3 separate regions of the Mus musculus genome follow, and regions 2 and 3 are each linked to region 1. A link is a loop called in an ENCODE intact Hi-C map of the cell type or tissue named here. Cell type or tissue: gastrocnemius. All regions are shown on one strand.

Evidence for each region. A loop is a pair of places that touch in the nucleus more often than their neighbours do. Peaks named below come from ENCODE experiments on the same cell type or tissue, not always from the same donor. Only the 100,000 strongest peaks of a DNase experiment are listed, where the experiment ranks them.
Region 2: a loop joins it to region 1, with 2.1 times the contacts of the local background. A loop is called at or near these places in 7 of 42 quality-filtered maps.
Region 3: it touches region 1 in a loop (2.7-fold over the local background); 7 of 42 quality-filtered maps call a loop at or near these places.

The regions. Positions count from the first base shown.
Region 1 is chr14:47,083,589-47,091,588 of GRCm38, forward strand. Samd4 (sterile alpha motif domain containing 4) reads left to right here. Exons shown (of 13, transcript NM_001037221.2): 9 at 1-27; 10 at 4,171-4,372; 11 at 5,456-5,582. Among named protein-coding and RNA genes, the nearest start is that of Gm10371, 29 kb to the right of the region's middle. In gastrocnemius, CTCF peaks have their summits at 3,262 (motif pointing left) and 3,890 (motif pointing left); DNase peaks (open chromatin) are centred at 3,284, 3,880 and 4,201; H3K4me3 peaks cover 1,494 bases; H3K27ac peaks cover 6,265 bases.
Region 2 is chr14:47,177,459-47,185,458 of GRCm38, forward strand. The region is part of intron 1 of Gch1 (GTP cyclohydrolase 1); the gene reads right to left. It also overlaps the pseudogene Gm18811. Among named protein-coding and RNA genes, the nearest start is that of Gch1, 8.0 kb to the right of the region's middle. In gastrocnemius, a CTCF peak has its summit at 4,126; DNase peaks (open chromatin) are centred at 609, 4,153 and 4,612; H3K4me3 peaks cover 1,192 bases; H3K27ac peaks cover 2,118 bases.
Region 3 is chr14:46,827,219-46,835,218 of GRCm38, forward strand. It overlaps Cgrrf1 (cell growth regulator with ring finger domain 1), which reads left to right and starts at 4,916. Exons shown (of 6, transcript NM_026832.4): 1 at 4,916-5,161. The coding sequence starts at 5,058. In gastrocnemius, a CTCF peak has its summit at 4,976; a DNase peak (open chromatin) is centred at 4,917; H3K4me3 peaks cover 2,691 bases; H3K27ac peaks cover 2,346 bases.

The DNA of each region.
Region 1 (8,000 bases):
CATATCAGGATATCGACAGCAAAGAAAGTATGTTGGGATTTTGTTCTTTGTAATACATGGTGCCCCCCCCCATGCGTCACTGGCTGCCACGGTTCTAGGCGGGAACATGGCAGGTCATCACTCCTCCTGAATGAGGATACCCTGTGGAGAGTTCCAAATCGCATTACCTAAACAGGTTGTGGTAGGAGAAAGGCTGGTAGGGAGAACCTTCCCACAGGAAGAGCTGAATCGCAACATCTGTACCTTGATGCTCACGGTCAGAATGGTGATACTCATCTAGGTGTGAGAAGTGTGAGTTCATGATGTAATGAATGCCAGCAAACCTCGGGGGAGGGTTGAGCCACAAAGCGGGGCTCTGAAAAGACCTGAGAGGGATCTTCTATCAGTACCTTAAGTGGTAGTGTAGTGCCTTTCTACCTTCTAGCTGCAGACAAGCTAATTATAGTCCGTGGCAGAGTGAAGAGCCCAGTGCTCGTCTATTTTGGTCTGAGCTGCAGTCTAATAGCGGGGCAGGACCATTCTTGATTTTTCATAGTAGCTCAGCTTCTTGGATGCAGTTAAAAATAAGCCTGGTCACACTTCAGAACATGTTACCTTAATATGGCTGTAAACTGAGAGACCAGGTGCATGGGAGATAGGAAGTGAAGGTTAAGTTATCATAGAAGTGAAGGAGGGAGGAGGGCTGGCTTAAGCAATGGTAGAGAGGACTTGGGAATAAGGAAGCGATCACACCGATATCCTACAGAGGATCGCCATTTTGTGTCACATTCTCAAACATAAACAGATAAATATTCATTTCTTTGCTTGTACCCATCAGGTTCCGAAATTCACTTCCCAGTGCACGTACAGAAGCTGTGTTGTTAAATTGGGGGTGGGGGGGAGCTCATTTGCATAAGTGTGCCTTACCACTTGAAGGAAATAAGGCCAGCTGGAGTTTGTGAAACATCTTCATGACAGATTTACTTAAAAATTAAGATGCTATCACATTCTACTACACAGTACTGTTATTTATTATGCAAACATTTAGTTAGCACATGCCCAGTGGTTTCTGAACACTAAAAATATATTCGTTTATTCCACCCTCACGACAACCCTATGAAGTAGAACTGCTTTTATTAACCTTAGTTTACAGATAAATTGATAGGCAGAGGTACCCAGGATATGGAGCAAGCTTGCCAGTGTTGGGCACCAGATCAGTACTCCTTGCCACTGCAGAGCCAAATGACTGCTCTGGTCTCAGGCTAATGCACACAGAGGATATGCCTGCAAATTGATACTACTGCCAGCTCACCAGTCTCCAGCCCTTGGGGGTTGCCAGCTCTGATGGGCTGCAGATCACTCTTGCATCAGCGGCCTGGATGCAAAGCAAGACCTGCTCCTCAACTGCCTTGTGCTGCCACCAAGCACCCCATTTCTATGAGAGATACACTCACTCCCAGGCCAAGCACCCCATTTCTATGGGTGATGCTCCGACTCCCAGGTGAGGAGGAGGTCTCCAGCTCCTGTTGCAGTACCGGGCCCTGCTGTACCAGTTCCTAGAGGAAGTCATTCTGAAGTAGAAGTTGAAGATACCTGGCTTTTAAGCTCCTCTCACCAGCAACACATCCCCTGCCTCTGTCTGCCTAGAGAGAGGCGTGGTCCGAGTTTGAGCCTCTACAGACTGTTATAAGCACATGCTAGGTCAGGGCCAGCCTGAGGTCTGCCAGGTCGGAGTCTTTTTATTGACTAGATACGAGGGAATGCAGCTACCAATCATGGATGTTCAAATCGATGGCGCCAAACCCATGAAACACATTCTGCTCTTCGCATCACCTCTGGGATATTTTCACACTGTTAATTTATTTTGAGAAACCATTTCTCCCATAAAAAAGTAACCGCAGGCAAGCCCCTGCTTTAAATTATCTCACAAATCCCAAATTAATTGCTTCTTATTAATGTTATTTTTATCAAAGTCTTTTCATGCGTTTCAAGGAAAGGACATCAGTTAGACTCAGAAAAGCAGAGAAGGTGAGGCAGACAAGCTCGGGGGTAGGAGGCAGGATGGAGGAGGGGCCAAGAGTGGGACTTTAATTTGGCATTTGTTCTTTCTTGGGAAACATAATTATTTCCTTAAGCTGAGTGGTCCTAACTGACCTCAGAGTTCAATCCCACTGTCAGCGGCAGCAACTCTAGAAAAACCTGGCTTTGTAAAAATAACCTTTTGAGGACACCACAGCTAGACTCCACCATCAGGAAGAAGAAGGCCTCTCAAAATTCTGCCTCCGCTATACTGTAACCACCACCACCACCACCACCACCACCACCACCACCTCCCAGACCCCGGAATACTCTGGGCTTTACTCCTTCTCCCAAACAGCTGAGTCCTAACTCTTGGGAATGTCAGGGTTCTCCTTTTCTTCACCGACTGCCCTAACAGAGCCTTCTGGCCTTGATGTGGCTAGAAAATACAGTCTTGATCCAGGTCTGATTTTCTTGAGTAGTCCCAGCACTTGGGTGGTTGAGGCGGGAAGGCAGTTTGAGGCTAGCTTGTGTTACATAGTTAGACCCTGTCTCAAAAAAAAATTTTTTTACAAGCTACAGTGTTGCTTTCGTGGAAGAACAGATCATTTTAAGGCAACACTCATCCACTACTGTTTTGCATATAGAAATAGCCTTCTAAAAATCCAGCCAAAGAGGGAAGTGAGAAAAATCTATTCACACCAAGTAAGGGGTGGGGGGAGTCTTAGCAGATACTGATCATCTATCTGCCAGGTGGCCCAAATTCTGACTTCAGAAGCCAGAGGACCTGTTCTTAACAGCTGAAAGCGGAAATCCCCCCCCATTCCCCCCCCACACTTGCTGCCACTTTTACAAGTTACCTCCCTGGGGTCTCTGATTGCATGGAATGGCCTCACGCTAATTTTCAGTTTTCAATGAGGAAAGGGAAGATAAGATAAACAGAGAGACCAAGAACCCAAGAGAAGAACCTCTTCTTCTGAATGGGTTCTACAACACCCTTCTTGGCCTCAAAAGCCTGGAACCTTCTCTCCCTAAGACATTTAGGAACTCGGGAACTTTTGCATTGCCACCTCAGACGCCACCTCCCCTCCCCCCGCCCCGCACTCACACACAACCATCTCTGGCGCAGGAAGTACCTGCTGTGAATGGCCCCCTGGACCTCCACTGGCTAAGCTAAATCAGCTCATCTGCAGGGTCTTCTGGTAAGCTTGGCGAAAACTCCCCAGTTTAGCAACCAAGCGACTCTGCTCCATCTAGTGGCCGTTGCCCGCCACGCAGACCTCCTTCACCCTCCTGAATAACTAAAGCTGCCTGACTCCCTTGGAAAGAATGTGTCCGGTTCCAGAAGCCCGGGGCTGGTGGAGGCTTCTCCGCTGAGCTCATCCGACCCCGCTGGGAGCAGCCTCCTGCGTGGACCCGAAAAGCGGAGCCTTGCCAGCCCTGGTGAGGGCCGCCCTGCAGGAAAGACCTGGGGAACGAAGAGACTGGACTATCCTAGGTGTGTATGGAGTCATCCACACACCGCAGTGACCTCCCAGTTGGAGAAATATCAAACAGCATTTACTCTGCAAAATTCTGACTCCGTGCCTCGGGCCTGGGACATAAGGGGCTGAAGAAGACACATACAGTCCTTTCTAACAGAGCTTATATTTCAATCGGGTCCTCCATCTAAGACTGCTTACAGACAACCTGATCAGCAATGAACCACGCCATCATGGAAGGCGCACCAGAACGGAATCAGATCCAGATACTGACCCTACTATTTTGCTTTGTGGCTTCTTGAAAGGCACCATGGCCTCATGCACAGACCCACAGGTTGGACTAGACAAGAATAGAAGGCAGGGGACTCTTTGAGCTCCCCTTTTGGGTTCATATTTGAGTGCTGCCCCCTGCTGGTTGTGTGTCGATAGCAAAATCCTCAAGCTTTCTGAGTTTTTCTAGCAGTGAAGATTAGGAAGCCTACTTCATAGGGCTGTCTTGTGGGTTAAGAGTAGTGTGCATGCGCCAACATTTAGCATGTGCTGTTGCTTTTAGATACTAGGTACAGTTTGATTCATAGCCTATTATTGGCACCCCCAAACCTCTTGTCAGTCCCCAAGAGACCCCACTGGCAGCCTGGGCTATGTAGGGCTGGAGCCAGAACCTCTGGATCTCTTCTCTTTGCTCTCACAGTCGTGGCTTTGGGCAGTCCAACTCCCTCCCAACAGCCAGCTCTGTGGGCAGCGGCATGGGCAGACGGAACCCACGACAGTACCAGATCGCATCTCGGAATGTCCCTTCCGCCCGCCTTGGTCTCCTGGGCACCAGTGGATTTGTCAGCTCCAACCAGCGCCACACCGCTGCCAACCCCACCATCATGAAACAAGGAAGACAGGTTTGTTCTGCTCTGGGGAGCAGGGAGGTTGACCAAGCTCAGGGACTGAGGCTTTAAGATGTCTCCAACCCAGACAGTCTCCTGCATGGAAAGATAAGACCCCAGGGGAATCTAAACCAGGAGATAGCTGAGCCTATGCTTGTCAGGTAATCACTGTTTGCGTTGTTTCCCTGGAGACGGAAAAACTCATGTCTGCTGCTTGGGAAAGCTAGTGCTACATTTATCTCTGGGACCCTTGTAGACAGGCATGCAAGGGCTACTTCTGCTTGATCTTTGCCCCCCCCCCAACATACCCCATCACCTTCCAGGTCTGGGTGGGCATTTAATAAGCTTCCTTTGACTTTTTCCTCACAGTCCCGGCTGCAATGGTGAGTCCACAGGATTGTTTGGGAGGCTGTCCCTTGCTGTGAGATTGACAGTGACCTCTCTGCCCCCCTGAGCCCAACCTTGCCTTTCCCTAAATGTTCATTCCCTCAGCCCCCTGAGGCAATAGAGGTTGGCCTGGGCCTGGGAACATACAAGCAGGCCTGATGAGAGGTTGTCTTTAAAACAGAAAGGCTTCACCAGGAGGAGGCTGGTGGCAGTCCCTCCCAATGGGAAGGGCATGTCTGAGAAGCCCTGATATCAGTTCTAGGCAAGGTCACTACAGGACACACGAGCTGCATGATATACAGGCCTGTTGCCAGTACTGACTCTTTCTTTTCTCCTCAGTGTGGAGTAAATTTGGGGACTCTCAAAAAGAAATTCAAATAAGAGCCTTAAACTCATTATACTGTTTGCTACAAGTATTTCTAAGACAACCCCCCCACACACACACACACATACTCCCTTTAAGAAATATATGGAGTAAAAACACTTTTGGAGATGGGGAGAGGGGAAGGTGGCTCAAACTTAAAGCGAGGCCTGTGAATGAGCCTCAAATGGGACAGTCTCAGCCATCTCTCAGTAAGTCCATGGCGGGTAGCATGGGCCTTTCCAAAACTGTCCTGGGATACCTGTCTCCCGAGTTCCAGCTGGGGCTCTGCCTCCCCACATCCCCACAGGGTCTGGACTAATGCCCCCCTCTTGTATGTCCCTCCCTAGAACCTCTGGTTTGCCAACCCTGGGGGCAGCAACAGCATGCCCAGCCGCACCCACAGCTCCGTCCAGAAGACCCGCTCGCTGCCCGTGCATACTTCCCCACAAAACATGCTGATGTTCCAGCAACCAGGTAGGGCCTGGCTAACTCGCTCCCTTCTCTCTCTCTCTCTCTCTCTCTCTCTCTCTCTCTCTCTCTCTCTCTCTCTCTCCCTTGACGCAGAATGGAGGCTGGGATGCCAGAATAGACGCCCTGGTGACCCAGCCGGAAAGTGCTGAGCCTCAACTGTCACCACACATTCTTTAGAGCTGCCGAAAGCCTTTCCTTTTTTAAACCATGCCTTGCCAGTGTGAGCAGAGGCTGCCTAGCAGGGAGCCAGAGCCTGAAGTCCCAGCACTGGTTGCAATATAACAGGGATATTTCTGATACTTGTCAGATATCTGGATTCCTAGATTGATTAAACCAGCGATAGCTCTCCCTGGAAGAGATCCCTGTGGAAAGGTGGGGGGGGGGGGGATGTGTGCAAAGAGAGGATAAGACAACAAAAGAGAAAAACTTGAATGTTGGTGTCACTGTGGAATGGCATTGGAAAACAGAGCCATGGTTTCTTGATTCAGGAGTAACTTGACGGAGTGGACTCAAGGCCAGATGGGGAGACGTGGTCTCAGTCACCATGCCTCCTAAAACAAGCTACCTGAATCTCAAACAGCAAACAGATCCTTGAAGCCTTTCTCTGCACAGGCACTAACACTAGATTCCAGACTTGCACAATACCACCTAGGCCATGGCTACATCTTTCAAGATTCCCCCACCCCCAGTGAATACACAGGAGGTGCACCCTGTCTTTGGGTAGCTTCACCACACCTCACAGCCTGGAGCCCTGTGTCTGTCCCAGAAGCAATTGTTTACAAGGCTTTGGATTTCAATGTTCCCGCAGATCAGGGTATTAGAACTCTAGAATATCCTGGGCTTTTCTTTTCCCTCCCCCCACTCATAAAGATTTTTTTCTTGGATGTTGCAAACCCCTCCTTAAGGCTTTAAATCCCTCATAGTGGCCAATGCACAGCAGCAATGCCTACTTCTGGTCTCCTCGTTGCTAATGACCTGCTGGGCTAACCAAGGGCTCCCTTCGGGCTCTGCCCACTCACACTCAGCACCTGCTGGGTGGTATCTCTGTGACATGGCCATAAAGGGTGAGGCAAGTCAGAGCCATGACCCAGAATCCCTCAGCGAGGAGACAGGAAGCTGTGGCTCCACTAAGGATGCAAACGCCTTGGCCTTGGCTGGGCTTCCAGGTGCACTTCCTGATAACCAGACAGTAACTTTGAAAGCTGGTCTTGCTTCTCGGCTTCCTTCACAGAAATGCCTCTCACCTCCAGGCCAGACCAGAGTCAACCTGAAAGGTCGGAGCTGGGTGTAGGCCTTTCTAGTCAGAGGAACCCAACCTGGTCAGCCATGGGGTCTTCTCAGGGTTCATACTGAATTCTCCAAGTTCAGTGCTGAGACTGAACTTGGAGAATTATAGCACCAAAGCAGAATGTGGACTTCATCTTTACACAACTAGGATCCTGTAAATGTGAGCATAAAATGAACTGGAGATGGGAACTCCCCAATGGTTGTCTTGGGTACAAGGTACGTTTCTCCACCCACCCACCCCACCCCCGGCTTCTTAACGTGAGTACGCATGCACTTAAAATCATACTTCCAAACCCAAGACCACAACGTCTGAGAAAGCATGGACTTTGTGAACATCAAAATAATTGCCCTACAAAGGAAGACCACCTCTGGGGAATATGGAGAAGCCTCCGTGTGTGTGTGTGTGTGTGTGTGTGTGTGTGTGTGTGTGTGTGTGTGTGTGTGTGTGTGTGTGTGTGTGTTGTTAACCAGTCACCTTGCTCAGTTGTGCTGGCTCATCCCTCTTTCCCACACTGCATAGTCAGGACGTCTCAGACACCGCCTATGGTGGCTTTCTGCTTTATTTCCACCTGGACAGGTGTCAAGTGTGCCTTGGTTCCAGTGGGAAGGCCAGCATGTCACTGCTGACTCTGGCTGGCCACCGGGATGAGAGGAACACTCAGCAGGGCCTCCTGGACTGAGAGGACAAGGTCTGAGACACACAAGGGGCCTGGAGCTCAGCACACCTGTGGCACCCAGTAAGAATGCCACCTTGCACAAAGGTGGGGTTCTTTCCCATCTGGAAATCAAACTCCGAAATTGCTTGGCAAGTGATCCTTCCTTCTGGAAGCAGTTCTGTGTCTGTCGAGCCAGACTCAGTCACTCTTGGGCTTCAGGCAGAGAAGATCTCAGGGTAACCTGATGTTTAGATGCCACTGAAGGTTCCTTACTTGCCAGGAGCACCAACAAGAAGTTGCAGAGGGCCCAGAGCAGGCTTTCCCACAAGAAAACCACAGGTGGGGTAGAACTCACAAGCCTACATTCTGAAAATGGCACCCTTCACTTGCACAAGACCGCATGCAAAGAAAGTGCTCTTGAACCAGAGGACCTGTGTGCAAGACGGCAAGATTGCACCATTTCACCGAGTGATACCTG
Region 2 (8,000 bases), 94 kb after region 1:
AGGAAGGAAGGAAAGAAGGGAGAGAGAGAAAGAAAGGGAGAGAGAGAGAAAGGACAGAGGGAAAGAGGTTGGATATGTTGAGTTATTTTATAGTAAAAAAAATTAAAATTGGATAAACAAATGCTTTAAAATTTGTGTTTTGCTGAAAATTCTTTCTTCCAGGGTATATTAAATATTTGAGTTTTTCTTGTATTTATACTTTTTTGTGGGAGCTTATTGTTTTTAATTCAAGTAATCGAGAACTGGCAGTGTTCGCCAGACCTGGGATTTGCTTGGACTGTTAAAGAGTCAAAGTTTCTTTTCCTTTTTATTGTATACCTTGCAAAGTTTTCCTAATATTTACATTTTGGTGTTCAGACATTTTTCTTCGGTGAAGCACGCATTTCTCCTATCCGTTGTCCCTAATTAACATTAACAGCTGAGCACCCTGGCACTGCTAACTGCTTCCTTCCTGGACAGCTTCTTCAGCTTGAAGGGCTTGCATAACGCCCATCAGTCATACACTGGGGAGACTCAAGACTGGAACACACGAAGTGGTTCTGAGTCACCAACCCCCAACAACACACCAGTGACCTTACCAGCGGGACTTGGGCGTGTGGCTTTAATTAGAGAAACAACTGCTTGCCCAGCTTTTGCTTTGGCTCTCGCTGGGGGAAAGAAGCCAACACGGAAGCAGTCCGAGGTTCTGGGCTGTTGCATGGTAACTGTGCTTTAAGACACTGCTGTGGACCAAGGGCTTCTCCGGCATATGTTTACTGGGAAGCAGTGTGAACGGCAAGAATAGACACAGCAGCTGCTGCTGCAAGACTGGACCCCCCTGTCTGTCTCACTGTGCTAAGTGGAGAACCAGAAGCAACTGGGCTGACAGAACCGGCAACAGACCGGAATAGATGAGCCCTGAGCAGTCCACTGAGGAGCTAGTCTCGGTTGGACAACTCTGCTAGGGCTGTGTGGAGCAGCATCAGAGCCTGCATGGAGTGACTTCAGGAGGAGCTGGCAGGCAGGGTTGATTACAGGGCTGGGCATAGTTCATACTCTTGCCATTTTCTCCATACAGTGGATGGTGAGATGAGCCTGGAGCTCTCTCTGAGCTACGTACAGTGGCTGTCACAGTATTTTCAACTTATTTGAAAATCCAAGCATGTTCTTAAAAAATTAAAAAATATCAAAGTACAGTTGACCCATGAAGTTAAACTGTGTTAATTCATTTATGTATGGGTTGCTTAGGATATTGGTGACAATTTGGGGTGGGAGGACATCAGAATCAGGTATCTTAGCAACATTTGTAAAACCAAGGTATGTATAGAATACATCCCGACAGGAGTCTGCTCTAATCATTTACTATCATGAAATATGCATAAATCCATTTTTAAAGTAAATACCTGGGGTAGAGAGGAAGCTCAGTTGGTGAAATGCTGGCCGTACAAGCCTCAGGACTCAGTTCAGATCCCTCAAAACATAAACCATTGGGCACGGGAGCCATAACCAGCGCTGGGATGCTGTTGGGGGTTGGCCTGCTGCTACATAATGCAATGCTAGGTGTGGTCCCTAAGACCTGGTTGCCCCAAAGACAAGAAGAGTCCACTCTTAGGCCCAAGTGACACTATGTGACCTGGCCCCTCCCCAAAGTTATTTCTGATTGGTGAATAAAGATGCCTACAGCCAACAGCTGTGCAGAATTGAGGTAGGCCGGCTTGGGGTTCCCAGGCTTGGGGTAGGAGGAGACCACGAGGAGAGAGAAAAGGTGGAAAAAGGAGAAAGACACCATGAGTTAGGAGTCAAGAAAGCATGGCCATGGGGACTGGCCAACTGGAGTTAAAATGAAACTATGTAAGGACTTAACTCAGGGTTATCAGTCGGAAATAGATTTTAATAGCATAGAGGGTAGATATCTGTCCAGCACTAGTACTAATAAAGGCTTATTATAAACATAAAGGTCATGTGGGTCATTTATCCAGGAAATGAATGATCAAAGACAGGGTAGACACCCTGGATTGAAATTAAATATTTTCTACCATAGGAAGGTAGAGGCAGGAGGATTTCCAGGGACTTGCTAGCCATCTAGACAAACAGCGAGCTGCAAATTCAGGGAGAGACACTGCCCCAGTTATCCAGGGCACTAAGTCAGTATGAACCCCTGGCCTCCACACACATGCATATGTATACATACACATGCTTTTACTGTGCACAGAGTGCAGCTTCCTCTAGACTTATGTATCATAGCACACACTGTGCTGTTTGTCATCAAATGCAAATAAATATTTCAGTATTAAGTCATAATTGGAAAAGCATCAACTGTTGGGCTGGTCATACTAGCGGGTGGTAGGGCTGTTAACTAGCATGCATAAGGCCCCGGGTCCAATGTCTGACACCACATACTAGTGAACTGTAGAACTACCGTGATTTCATAGCTGCCTTTCACTGCTACTGTCTGTCTCATCTGCTAATATTCTCCAGAAGTTCCTCTCTGTTGTAAGTTGTATCTATAACATGGTAAAAATTATCTTTTAGTTTATAAGTGTTTTTGCTACATAGAATACATAACACATGACTAGTGCATTAATCTGTTTGCTATTAGCAAGGCTGCCTGCCAAGAGCAGATTATCATCTTCAGAAGACTTGAAAGTTACACATGAACTGATTCTATAGGAGCTGGTGCCCGACACTAGCATTGCCCAGTGACAGCTGTGGCATGCTGCAGAGCATTTCTAGCCTCACCCATATCCCTCACTAAACTGTAAGGCAATGGGTATTTAAGTCATTTCCACGCAGTACCTAATCTTGAATATATATATCATGATTTCTTATGGTCTCAATAATATAGTATCAAATTTCTGTATGTTTGCCAATCCAACAAAAGACCAATGTATCTATAGGTAGGACCTGTGTGCTTCTCTCGTGGAGAGTGAGGACAATCACATTTCCTGGTGTTTGCAGAGCCCTTTGGAATTAGCCCCTGTAGAATCAGTCCATGTGTAACTTTCAAGTCTTCTGAAAGATGATAATCTGCTATTGGCAGACAGCCTTGCTAATAGCAAACAGATTAATACACTAGTCATGTGTTTTGCATTCTATGTAGCAAAAACATAGAATTTTTATAAAATTTTTATAAAATTTACTTCGCTTTAAACACCTTGGCAGCTTCCAGTTTTGTGGTCACATTTCTCCCACCACTTTCCAGCATCTCATCTGACATTATCAGCCCCATTGTCATCAGCCCCCTGCCCAGGGCATGAGTGTGTCTTCCCGCTTATCATTTGACTCACTTGTGATGGTATCCATCACATGAAAATTCTTAGTTGACGTTTGTCACATTTTATGGTTTCTAGATTAAGCCATGATTAAGTAGTCTTCTATTACAGAATTAGACATCTAAAATCATAAGCTTTTTTATGTTTTAAAGCTTTCTGTACTTTTAAAATTTTTTACCAGAGTTATATAGCTCCTTTTTAAAGGGACACAAGAGTTCCTCTTAGAATTTCAACTGATAAATTTAAGGACCAAAGATCATTAGTCCGTCCTTTCTAGTAAATACCAGATGTAGGCAGTCACCAACAGATCCTAAATCGGTAGGTGACGGGCTGGCTGGAAACTCTAATTGATGAGATCAGCTGAGACACTTTAGGCTGATTGAGCTTGATGCCAGAAAAGAAAGACATTTGCTGAGCTGCCCCAGAGAGAATGCCATGCTTCCTTCTATGCAACAGTCTTACCTACACTTGAAGGTTTTTGTTTTGGAAGAGCAAGCTTCTCAACCTGATAATTAGTGCAATACAAGAAACAACGGGCTCACGAAAGACTAAATCTTGGGGATAAAATAAGCAAAGGCTGATGCGGTAGATTCTGCAGGACTGATGGGCCGTTTCTTCAGCAACTAAAAAGTCAAATGTGAGAGACCTAGAAGATGCTCAAGGATGAGACTGGAGAGATGGCTCAGCGGTTAAGAGCACCGACTGCTCTTCTAGGTCCTAAGTTCAAATCCCAGCAACCACATGTTGGCTCACAACCACCTATTGGTGGAGAGTCTACCAGAAACATCTCCCTTCACATAACACGGAATTAGGATCCACGCAATCCAGATTCCTAATTGCAAAACCAGTAATTAGACATCAGCCCTCTCCTGGTCAATTCTGGTACCGCAGCCTTATTCACCGAAACACTAAAAACTCAAATGCAAACCTGGAGAGATGCCAGGGTGTGGAGGAGTTTCTAGAGCCAGACAAAGCAAACAGCAGGACAAGAAAGGAGAGGAAGAAAGCCAAGTAAATTAGTACGACACTGTCATCAACTGAAAGCCAGGTCACATCGGTGCTCCTGATCCTCTCAGCTCTGCTGCTTGTCAGCCACCATCTGGAGCAAGTGTTCCCTGAGTCTTGTTTCCTTGTATACAACATGGGAATATTACATGCTCTATAGGGCTATTATGAAGATAAAGCAAGGTGACACCTGTCAAGGGCTCAAGTCAGCAGGCAAAGACATCAGACAGTCAAGGCAGCATTGAAGCCTCGCTTCATGCTGTCATCTCCCGGCACTGACCAAGCACCCTCCCTACCGGCTATCATCACACTTCTCTTCCCCATGACTGGCTGTCTTTTCTCTAAAGGCCCTCCCGGGAGGGCTTGAACCATGTCCAGCTTCACTCATTCTTTTCTCAGCACTCTGCACAATGCCTGGAACACAGTAAGTGCCTCCAAGCCTGGTGGTACAAACACTCAATCTCAGCATTCAAGAGGGAGAGGCTGGTGGGTCTCAGGGAGTTCCAGGCCAGCCTGATCTACAGAGTGCGTTCCAGGCCAGCCAGGGCTACACAGAGACCCTGTCTCAAATAAATAATTAAACAAGTAAATAGAAACACTGGTAAAATTCCCAGTTAATCTCATGAATAAATATTTAGTACTGCTTTGGGTTGACTTGTACTCTACCAAGAAAATCCTGTTGAAGATCTGGGTGCCTCTGAATATGATTTTACTACGTATGGTGATGCTCCAGGTGTAACTCAGCAAATTCAGACGAGGCACACCACAGTGTCCAGAGACAACAAAAGCAAGGACACTGGCAGGGGTAGAGATCAGAGCAAGTGATGACTTCAAACCAAGGAAGATGGACTGAGTTCTACAACCAGAAACTGGGAGGAGGCATGGAAGGTCTCCAGTATAGTTTCAGAGGAAGCTAGGGTTTTCAGACTTGGCATCCAGGGCTGTAAAATCCCCAGCTTAAATCCCCAGCTGTAGTACTTTTCTTTGGCAGCCTGAGAAACTAGCATCAGTAGCAATGCTGTGGCAGTGGTTTGAATGAGAATACTTTGCCCTGCTCCTATGTAGGCTCATGTTTAAATGCTTGGTCCCCAGTTCGTGGAACCTTTTTGGAAGGATTAGGAGGTGTGGCCTTGTTGGAGAAAGTGTGACTCTGGGTGTAGGCTTGGCGATTAAGAGCCCATGTCAGGACCAGTCTGTTAGGGTGTCTGTCTGTCTGCCCTCTCGCCCTCTCTCTGCCTCCAGAGAGAAACCAGCCACTGCTCTAGTACCATGTCTGCCTGCCTGCTGCTACACTCACTGCCCTGATGGTCATGGATTCACCCTCTGAAGCTATAAAGCTAACACTTAAATTTCCTTTATAAATTGCCTTGATCATGGTGTCTTCATGACAGAAAAGCTTGTCTGTCATGCCAGTGTTGCATGCAGTACCTGCACCTCCCCATTTCTGGCTTTTTGCCCCTTGTCTTGACAGCTCTGATCTACATAAACTACTGTAGCAACAAATTTCTTGTTTCCTCTTTATTCAGTGTTCTTCCTGATAACAAATATGCTCTATTTAATAATTCACTAACAAAATTAACAGAAGTTATTAGTGAGTCAAGATTTAAATGAGCTACATATTCATGTTTATTCAGTGACATTTCAGCCCTTAAGATGAACTGGGGTGTGTGTGTGTGTGTGTGTGTGTGTGATATCATTTCCCTCAGTTCCTCATCTCTTAAGACAGTCTCTCTACCATGAACCTGGAGCCTACCAGTTTGACTAGACTAGGTAGCCAGGTAGCCAGCAAGCCAACAGGGATCCTGTCTCTACCTCCTCAGTACTAAGATAAACACAAGTATGCCACCTTGCCTTGCTTTCTTATATGGATACTGGGAATCAAACTTGGGTCTTAATGGTTATTCAGTAAGCACATTATCAACTGGGCCATCTCCACAGGCCCTATAATATATATTTCTAAAACAAGGGCATGAATTACTCTTCATCCAGAATACAAGAGTGTGTACTATTCTTCTAGAGGACCCACGTTCAGACCCTAGCACTCACAACTGCCTACTACTACAGCCTCAAGGAATGTGACGCCCTCTTCTGGCTTCATGTGTGCATGCGCTCTCACTTGCTCCCTCCTCCCCTCTCGCTTACATATAATTAAAAAGTAAAATAAATCAAGAATTTTATTTCTTATCTACCTTGACACTTTAGCTGTCACCGTTTGTAGTCCATCAATTGTCTTAGGGTTTTACTGTTGTGAAAAGACACCACGACCACAGCAACTCCTATTTATAAAGAAAAACATTTCACTGGGGCTGGATTCCAGTTTGAGGTTTAGTCCATTATTGTCATTGCAGGAAGCATGGCTGCATGCAGGAAGACATAGTGCTGGAAGAGCCAAGAGTCCTACATCTTGATCTGCAGGCAGGACACTGTGTGCCACACTGGGTATAGCTTGAGCATAGGAGACCTCAATGCCTGCCCCATAGTGATCCACTTCCTATTAAGGCCATGCCTCTTAGTAGCGCCTTTTCTATGGGCCAAGCATTCAAACACAAGTTTATGAGGGCTATACCTATTCCAACCACCATATTTCACTCCCTGGCCCCCATAGACTTGTAGCCATGACATAATGCAAAATGTATTTAGTCCAACTTTAAAAGTCCCCATGGTCCCCAGGTTCAACAGTATTTAAAAGTCCAAAGTTCAAAGTCTCATCTGAGATTCATGAAATCTCGTAACTGTAACCCCCTTTAAAATCACAATAAAAAAGCAGATCACACACTTCCAAGAGGGAGAAGCAGCATGCTGCTGTCAACAAAGCTAAAAAGAATTGGAGATCTGGAGAGCTGACAGACAGACATGGAGATGCAGTTTTGAGTTTATCCGGTATTTCCTCATCATGTTCCTTTCTGCATTTCTGGAATGGCAATTATATCCTGCACCACTATATGCTGGAACTATGTGGGAAAGACCCTACTTCCATCTTGTGAAAAGGAATTAAAAGAACAGTTTAGGTCAAGGTGTGGTTGTAAACACCTTTAATCCCAGAGGCATGCAGATCTTTGGGTTCAAGGTCAGACTGGTGTACAGAACAGGTTCCAGGACAGGCAAACTAGACAGAAAGTTGGTTTAGATGCTATTAAGAGAGTGGGCCATGTTCCAATCCCAGAAAGCAGCAGAACTTGGCAGCTTCAGCCACACAGTTCTGGCTTTAGAGTCAATGATAGAAGGGGTTATGGAATTGCCCTCCACAACTAAGAAAAGCCACTGAGGCCAGGTGTGTGGCAGGGGTGTCCCTGCAAGGAGGCCAAGAGAGGCCACTGTGGGAAGCTGTGAAGGTGAAGCCTAGATTGCCTTGGAAACCTCAAGAGGTTAGAGATGCCAAGAGTCCTAGGATACACACTGAGGAAAGCTGCTAGCCCACAAGCTACAGTAGTGACAACCAGAGGGAGACTTAGTATGCAGGCAGCCCTGTCACAGATGACCAGAGTCACTCCCATGGAAAGACAGGCACTGGAAAGAGGAGAAAGGTGTGACAGGGAAAAAGGTGGAAAAGTGACAAACTTCCCAGGGGCAAGAAATGAACAGAATCCAGAAGCGAAGGGAAAACATGCAGAGTATCAAGTAATTAAATAATTTCTGCCATAAGTCAACAAAGAATTAATAAAGCACCAGGCAAACAAACAATATAAATACCTATGTTTGTCCACAAGCTTTTAAAAAAAAAATATCAGGCTCTCTAGGGCTGGC
Region 3 (8,000 bases), 260 kb before region 1:
TAACCTTTCAGTTTCTTAGCCTCCCACCTTGGGGCCTTTGTCTGTGCTACACTGCAGGTGTACCCACCTTTTGACATTGCAACACAATGTTGTCATCTAAAGAGAACAGCACAATCGAGTTAGGAAAAATGCAATCTTTCTCTCTCTCTGTCTTAGTTAGGGTTTTACTGCTGTGAAGAGACATTATGACTAAGGCAACTCTTATAATGGATAACATTTAATTGGGGCTGGCTTTACAGGTTCAGAGGTTCAGTACATTATCATCCAGGCCAGCATGGTGCAGGAGGAGCTAAGAGTTCTACATCTTCCTCTGAAAGCTGCTAGCAGAATACTGGCTACCAGATAGCTAGGATTCAGGCCCATACCCACAGTGACACACCTACTCCAAAAAGACCACACCTACTTCAACAGGGCCACACCTTTTCTAATAGTACCACTCTCTGGGCCGAGGATATACAAACCATAATACTCTCTCTCTCTTCCTCCCCCACCCCCTCTTCCCCTCTCTCTCCCTTTTCCTCTCTCCTTCCCACCCCAGACAAGGTTTTTCCACAATGTAGTCAAGTGTGACTTTGAACCTCTGATGGCCTGGTCTCCACCTCCCTAGGGCTGGAATTATAGGTCTGCATCACTGTGCCTGGTTGTACTTAGTCCTGAGAACTGAGACCAGGCTTTAAGAATTCAAGCAAGTATGCTACCAGCCACATCTCTGGCCCACACAACATTTTATGTGAGTTTATAGGGTCTTCTGTAGTGGTTGGGATGCAGACATAACTTTCCTTGTCTGTTTGCATCCTACAGGAGCAGGTTAGACAGGATCTTTCCTCCTGTTCTTTAGACTGGCAAACCTATGTCTTTCAGCTCTCATGTCAATCATCAGCTCATGTCAATCATCTGTTCTATATCTACCTAATACACCCCCATTATAAGTTCTCATAGTTCCATGTACCTCTTCTTTTTTATTAATTATGTATTTATTCTACACCCAGACGGCAGTTTCCTCTCTCTCATCTCCCCCGAGTCCTTCTCCCAGCCCTGTCCATTCCTCCTCCCTTTCTCTTCAGAAAAGAGCAGGCCTCCGGTAGATACTAACCTGCCTCCATGTTCCTCTTCTAACAGAGCTTGCCATTCTGTCTTTATTTAGTTGGAAGTTTGTTAGTTAATGTTTGCCCTTTTCAGTAGATGTGTTCAGTTTGAAATCACAATGACAGCATTCCTGATACAGACCAGAATGAAGGTGTGTTTGGCTAACAGTGTCAGGGGTTTTAGTGTGCAGCCAGCTGACTCGGCTGTTCCTACACCATGGTAAGAACAGACTATCATGGCAGCAGGATATGGTAGAGCAAAGCTGCTCACTCCATAGCAGCCAGAAGAGATAGTGAATGGGACAAGACAGAGTTCCCATGGCTCTACCCCCAGTGACCTGCTTCCTCCCACTGGGCCTATCTCCCAAACCCACCACCTCATAGTAATTCACCAATTATGAACTCATCAATGGGGTTATTCTATTGGTTAGGTCAGGCTCCCACAACAGTAATTTCTTTCTAACTAATTAGTTATTTCTTTGACACAGGGTTGTATTATACAGTGCTGGCTGGCCTGGAATTTGATGTGTAAGTCAGGCTAGCTTTGAACTCACAGAGATGCCCCTAATTCTCCCTCCTGTGTGCTGGGATTCTATGTATGTACCACCCAGACCAGGCAATCCAGTCATCATTAATGATTAGATCCACCAGTGGGGAAATCAATCCTTTAATGCATGAGCCTTTTAGAAGGACCATTCATATCCAAAAGACAGTGTCGTCACCATCATCATCGACATCACCCTCTTCCTCCTCCTCTTCTCCCAAATGCCTTTATGTCTGGCATACATCTAACACTCAACAAACATTTTTAAAAGATTTATTTTTATTTTAAAATTTTATATCTCTAATCTATCTATCCATCCATCCATCCATCCATCCATCCATCCATCTATCTATCTATCTATCTATCTATCTATCTATCTATCTATCTATCTATCTTTGTCTGTGTGGGGATATGCAAATGTACTCGTGAGAAACCAGAAGCAGATGCCCGAGCTGGAATTACAGTGATCCTGGGCCACTGGATTGGGAGCTGGGAACCGATGCTAGTCTTCTGGAATAGCAGGACCACTCTCAGCTGCTGTGCTGCCTCTCCAGCCTCCACATTTTTTTTTTCTTAATTAGACATGAGTAGGTGTATTAATCTCTTTTCTCAGCTGCTGGACAGACCACCTGCCAACAGTGTAAGGGAGGCAAAGTTTCTTTGACTCCAGGATTTCAGACTAGAGTGTGTCATAGCAAGGAAGGTGTGTCCCTGAGCATGTAGCTCAGGCTCCTCACAATCATAGCAGATCAGGATGCAGTGGAAGCAGGGTCAGGTGACAACCCCCTTAGGCTCTCCCCCAGGCACCTACCACCTTAATCTGGGTCTCAGCTCCTGAAGATCCCCCAGATTCTCCAAACAGCCACACATCTGGGGACCAAATGTTCAAATATAGCCTACTGGAGCCATTTCACATTCAAGCACTATCAGTCAAGATGTGTAGGAGTGGGCGTGTCAAATGAGACCTCAGGGTCTTTGTTTTAAAGAGATATCATCCTGTCTCCAACAAAGCGGAAGGCAAGGACTGCCCCCCCCAAGAGGGGAAGAGAGAGAGAGAATAAACCTATATTGTATTTTTGGGAAGGAAGAGGAGAAGAAGGAAGAGAGGAAAGACCAAGGATGAGCAAAAGCAAAAAACCATTGATATATGTGTATAAAACAACACTCATTACTTTGTAAATTTACCTAAAATTTTATTTTAAAAAGAACAAGAAAAACAGGGCATGCCAACCCAGGACTTTTACCAGTGGAATTAGATTTTTGCTATAGAAAAGTCATTGGTGGTGGAGGAGAGAGTCACCGTGTGTGCAGAATACACAGGACAGGTCCTGCAGAGAGGGTCACCGTGTGTGCAGAATACACAGGACAGGTCCTGCAGTGAGGGACACTGTGTGCAGAGTACACAGGAGAGGTCCTGCAGAGAGGGACACTGTGTGCAGAGTACACAGGAGAGATCCTGCAGTGAGGGACACTGTGTGCAGAGTACACAGGACAGGTCCTGCAGAGAGGGTCACCGTGTGTGCAGAATACACAGGAGAGATCCTGCAGAGAGGGACACTGTGTGCAGAGTACACAGGAGAGGTCCTGCAGTAAGGGACACTGTGTGTGCAGAGTACACAGGACAGGTCCTGTGTTAGACACATATTTCAGTGGCTGTAGTAAATCCAAGCAGGAAATGGTAAAGACTTGAGCTAAATCTCCGCTCCTGTTTGTTTAGAGAGTTCCTCAGGATAAGCTAGGCTGGCTTCCCGTTCCTTTATTTCTGATTTGGAGCTGGCTCTCGTGTCTGGATTGGTGAATTGTTCTTTTCTGATTTGTATCTTCCAAAGCATTACTTTATTTATTTTTTTTCTTTTCTTGCTTCCTCTCTTCTTTACACTTTGGGAAATGTTTACTTTTCTTTCATTACATTATATTTACTATGGCCCATGCTTGCAGAGGTCTGAAGACAACTGTATTCTCCTTTTACCACGTGGTTCCAGAAGGTTCCAGTTAGGTTGTCAGGCCTGGTAGCAAGTGCCTTTAGCCATCTTGTTGGCTTACATCTTACATCTCTTTACTGTAGGTTCAGTGGGGGTTGAGTGGGGACAAAGTCATTCCTATGTATTTAATGTTACTTTACCTGCAACTTATGTTTTTGTTTCACGATAAACATCCCTTTTCGTTTTACTGTAATAAAATTGCCTTCAGATTGGCTACCTGCAATGGTGTGATTGCATCTAACACAGTATTTCTAGACTCTAGTCTCTAAAAAAAATTAAATATACATAAAGTCCTACCTCCATGATTTAGCCTAAGTAAGTAAATTAGCTTTATGGATACTCACTGCAGTGCTTGATGTGGTAGTAAAAAACATTCCAACAACCAAGCATAGCTTAAATAAACATACTTTTACAATTCAATATCTACTAATGAGAAAATTTACATAGAAACAAGCTTAAATAGCAGTACTCCAGAAAACACAAGGCTATTTGGTCAAGGTCACTGGACGAAGCTAACTCTTCTTTTTGAAGCACACATTTCCTGGTGACTTGAGAGCATGGCATGAAACCTTTCCTTAAGCGTCCTAATGTCCACTCTCCCCTTCTTCCTCAGTAACAGGATCGGATTTGTGATGGGAGGTGTTTCTCCTGTTTATGCTGTAACTAGGGATCACATTAGGGCTTAAGTAAAAGAAATATAAAAGTGGTTTTAGGAGAAACTTCCGGGAGGCTTCTTTGAGGCACTGATGACAAGAGTGAGGAAAGGAAGCAGACATTAAGCTACTTCCTGTACTAAGATCTCCTAATAAACAAACAAAAATTAGTTACTAAAACCTTCAAAGATCTGGCTAATTCTAATTGGAGAAGAAAAAAGAGGGCCGAGGGAGTACGTATGCCGATTTTCCTTTGAATAAACTTACTTTGCAAAGGTTGATAAGGTTACAAAAAATCGCTCGCGGTAGTGACCTCTTTTCGGGTTTTCCGCGACAATCCGCAAATCGAGACCATTCCTTTCGTAGACCATTCCGTCGCGCCGATGCCGGCCCTTGTCCCATTCCCAAATTTGTCTAGGGTTTGCAGGGTTTCCAGGATACCTCGTGTATCTGAGGATCTGCATTAACTTAAATTTTGGCCCCAGATGTCAGTTAGGAATTTGAGAACAGAGCCCGGCTGGCGGAATTCTCTCAGGCCACCAATCCTGGGCGCAGGGCAGGGCGGAGCTGGTCCCTCCCTGTTACGTAGCCAGTAGTCGGGACCAGACGAGGGAGGGGCGTGGCATACCTGCTATCAACCTTGTGATTGGCATTCCGTCTCCAGTGGCCGCGGCTGTCAGCTGCCCAGAAGCCTGGGCGAGTGAGGACCTACAAAGTTTGTCCGCTCCGGGGCGCCATACCGGCTCGGGTCCGGGCCAGCCGGGCTGGGCTGGGCTGAGCCCAGGAGACCCCGATGGCCGCAGTGTTCCTGGTAACGCTCTATGAATACTCGCCGCTCTTCTACATAGCGGTGGTCTTCACCTGCTTCATCGTCACCACCGGCCTGGTATTAGGATGGTGAGTGTCCAGGGCTGGGAGTGGAGGGCGCGGGGACCGCCGGCCCGGTGTGGGGTCCGCGCAGAGGGTTCGGGTGACTCCGGGAGAGCGGTCACCGCCACCGAACACACTCGGCCCAGGCCAGGCTGCTGCCCCCGTGGGATGGGACCGCAGGGGAGAACTTGGTCCTGGTGCGGGGGTCAGAGTGCGTGTCCCGAAGGCTTTGTCCCGGGCCCCGGCCTACTTTGTGCCTAGCGGGGACCGGTCACCGGCCCCGCAGGCGCGCAGACCTGACCCAAAGGAGCTTGGCTGTTTATGACCCGAACTGACCCTTGCTTGGTCCCAGATCTTTCAGAGGAACTTTTACCCGAATTCTGTATCTACCGATTGCTAATTGAATGGCTTCTTGATGCAGTCTATTTTTTTGGAAGTGATCTTTAGTTAATAAGACGTTTTTAGAAAGGAGCGAGATTTTAGGAATAAGTTATTCTGTGGGGTGGAGGCATTTTGCTTCTAGGAGAGTTACATAACCCAGGAACAATTCTTTCAGTGTTGAGTCTCCGGTATCCCTCTTGAGGAGATGCAGTTTTATCATGTTTAGGCTTATAAAACACAGCTGGTTGAAACCACGGGACTAGCCTACAGCGGTTGCTCTCTAGACTGCAGCTTTCATAGCCCCTTGAAAAGATGGTGAACCCAAATGTATTGAACAGTGGCTCTAAATGAGCAAGAACCATGGCTGGAAGTGGACCGTACAGAAAAGGACATGAGCTGTTACAGTTGGGGAACGAGTTCTCTGAAAACTATGTGAGAACGGGAATGCATTTGCAAGAAGAACAAAGCAAACAGGTTTGAGACTGAAGCGGGCTTTGTAAATCAAGCTCAAAAATACCACTTGATTACATATTCATCGTTACTTTAAAGACTTTAACAGGTCCCGGTCCGTTTCTGATAATAGGATCTCCTTTTGGAAAAAAAGAACATGTTAATATTTCCACTTGACCCCGAGTTACAGCGTAAAACTCCCATGTTGTGGACAAGATAAGATGAAGTCCAGTCTTAAGTTGTTTTCTCTTTAAGACAGGTGGTTTCCCTGTAGCATAGTATGATTGCAGTCCTGTTTCAGCATCCCAAGTGCTGGGAATATAGGGGTGTGCCACCATACGTGGATCACTCCGTGTTATTTACTATTAACCTTTCAGGTTTTAATTGCTGTCATTTACGTCAAGGAAGTTTGTAATTAGAATTAGTGTTTACCACTTTAAAAAAAAAGTAGTCTTAATACACAGTTTTTAAAGAACTACAACACTGGTATTACTCTCTTCAACCTAACTTTCCTCTCTAAGGAAATTATCTAGTTGATAATTGCACTATATGCCTTGTTAAATAGGCCACTGGGGGAAGTGGATAAAATTCATATTGCACGTAATGTGGCATCTAAGGGTAAAAGGAAGACGGGTGTGTGTGTGTGGGGGGGGGGGAAGACAGAGAGAGACAGAGACAAGGAGAGACAGGGAGACAGACTTTGGAGTCAGACAAACACAGGTTCACGCCACGTTTAAGGCTTGATTTGAATCTATAATGATTGTTTACTACCTGTGTCAGTAGGAGGTTTACAAGTGTTGCAAGTTTCTATTGTGTTATTTCTTGAAGTCTGGGCTGAGCACTGATGAGGCTGCAAGACCTCGTCAGTAAGCACCAGTCACCTCTGTCCTTATTTGAACCTAACAAGTCATGGTGAACCTAACCAACCATTCTTCCCACCCGGCTTAGCTTCACCTACGTAGATAAGCTTTTTATATTGTTATTTGCAAACTAAACCAAGGCCGGATTCACCTGCTAGAAATGATGATAACTTGGTCACCATGTTAATCTTACAGACATCTTTCTAATATCCCAACCAAGGCAACAGGAGTGAGCTAGTCAACTTGCTACACTTTTCGTCCTTGTCATTGTGTATCGGTCATATCTGCAATGTAATCTCTATTGGTTATCTGTTCTCACGTCACGCGCTGGGTCCTTGTTTCTTGCTTCTCTCCACTGTGCTGCATCTACCTGTGTTGGTGAGCATTGCTGAAAGAGCAGGAACAGCTGGCTATTAGACCCCAGTAACAATAGCCAAGAAAAGGAAAAAGAAATCACACAACAGGACATAACTGTCTTCTAGCCTCCATAGTGGCTTCTGTGAGTCCCAGCAGCACCCGTCTGTCGAATACTCTCAAATACCTTACTCAAATAATCCAGAATATCAACTTGGCAGCGATTCCCTGTCACCCTGGCATCACAGTTCAGTGAGGGATTGTCCGTCAGCCTTACTGCACCCCCCTGTATACTCTGTTAGTGAGTCTGGGACAGAAAACCGTATTTCTCCTTTGTTAGATGTCTACCATAATGCTTCACTAAGAAAGGATACAGACTGAAGTTTACACAGGCCTCGGGGCACACTGCTTCTGTTTACTTGCTTTTCTTGTATGTCTTCCTGTAGCAATAGTGCTTCACCCTGGCAGCAACTCTGGTCCCAGTTTATAATTTTCAAGTCTCCTAGATCAGCCTCATTTCATTATATTGGAGTCGCAGCTGCATAGTGTCCCAACTCCACATTTTTCTTTGTTCTGTTACTTTGTCTTAGGGATGATAGCTTGTGGCAGAGTCTCCCACTCTAGGCAAGCACTCTACCACTGAGTCACATCTTCAGTGCTAGTTAATAACTTTTAGTTAGTCTATTTCTTTCTATTCACATAGTTGATGGGGTTCTGATCTTCTGAGTGGACTATGACTGAGTGTTCTTGGGCAAAATCCCATCAAAGTTGGAGCTTGTCAGTTGGGTTAATTACAGCTTGGACACCCAGTTGTTACTGGG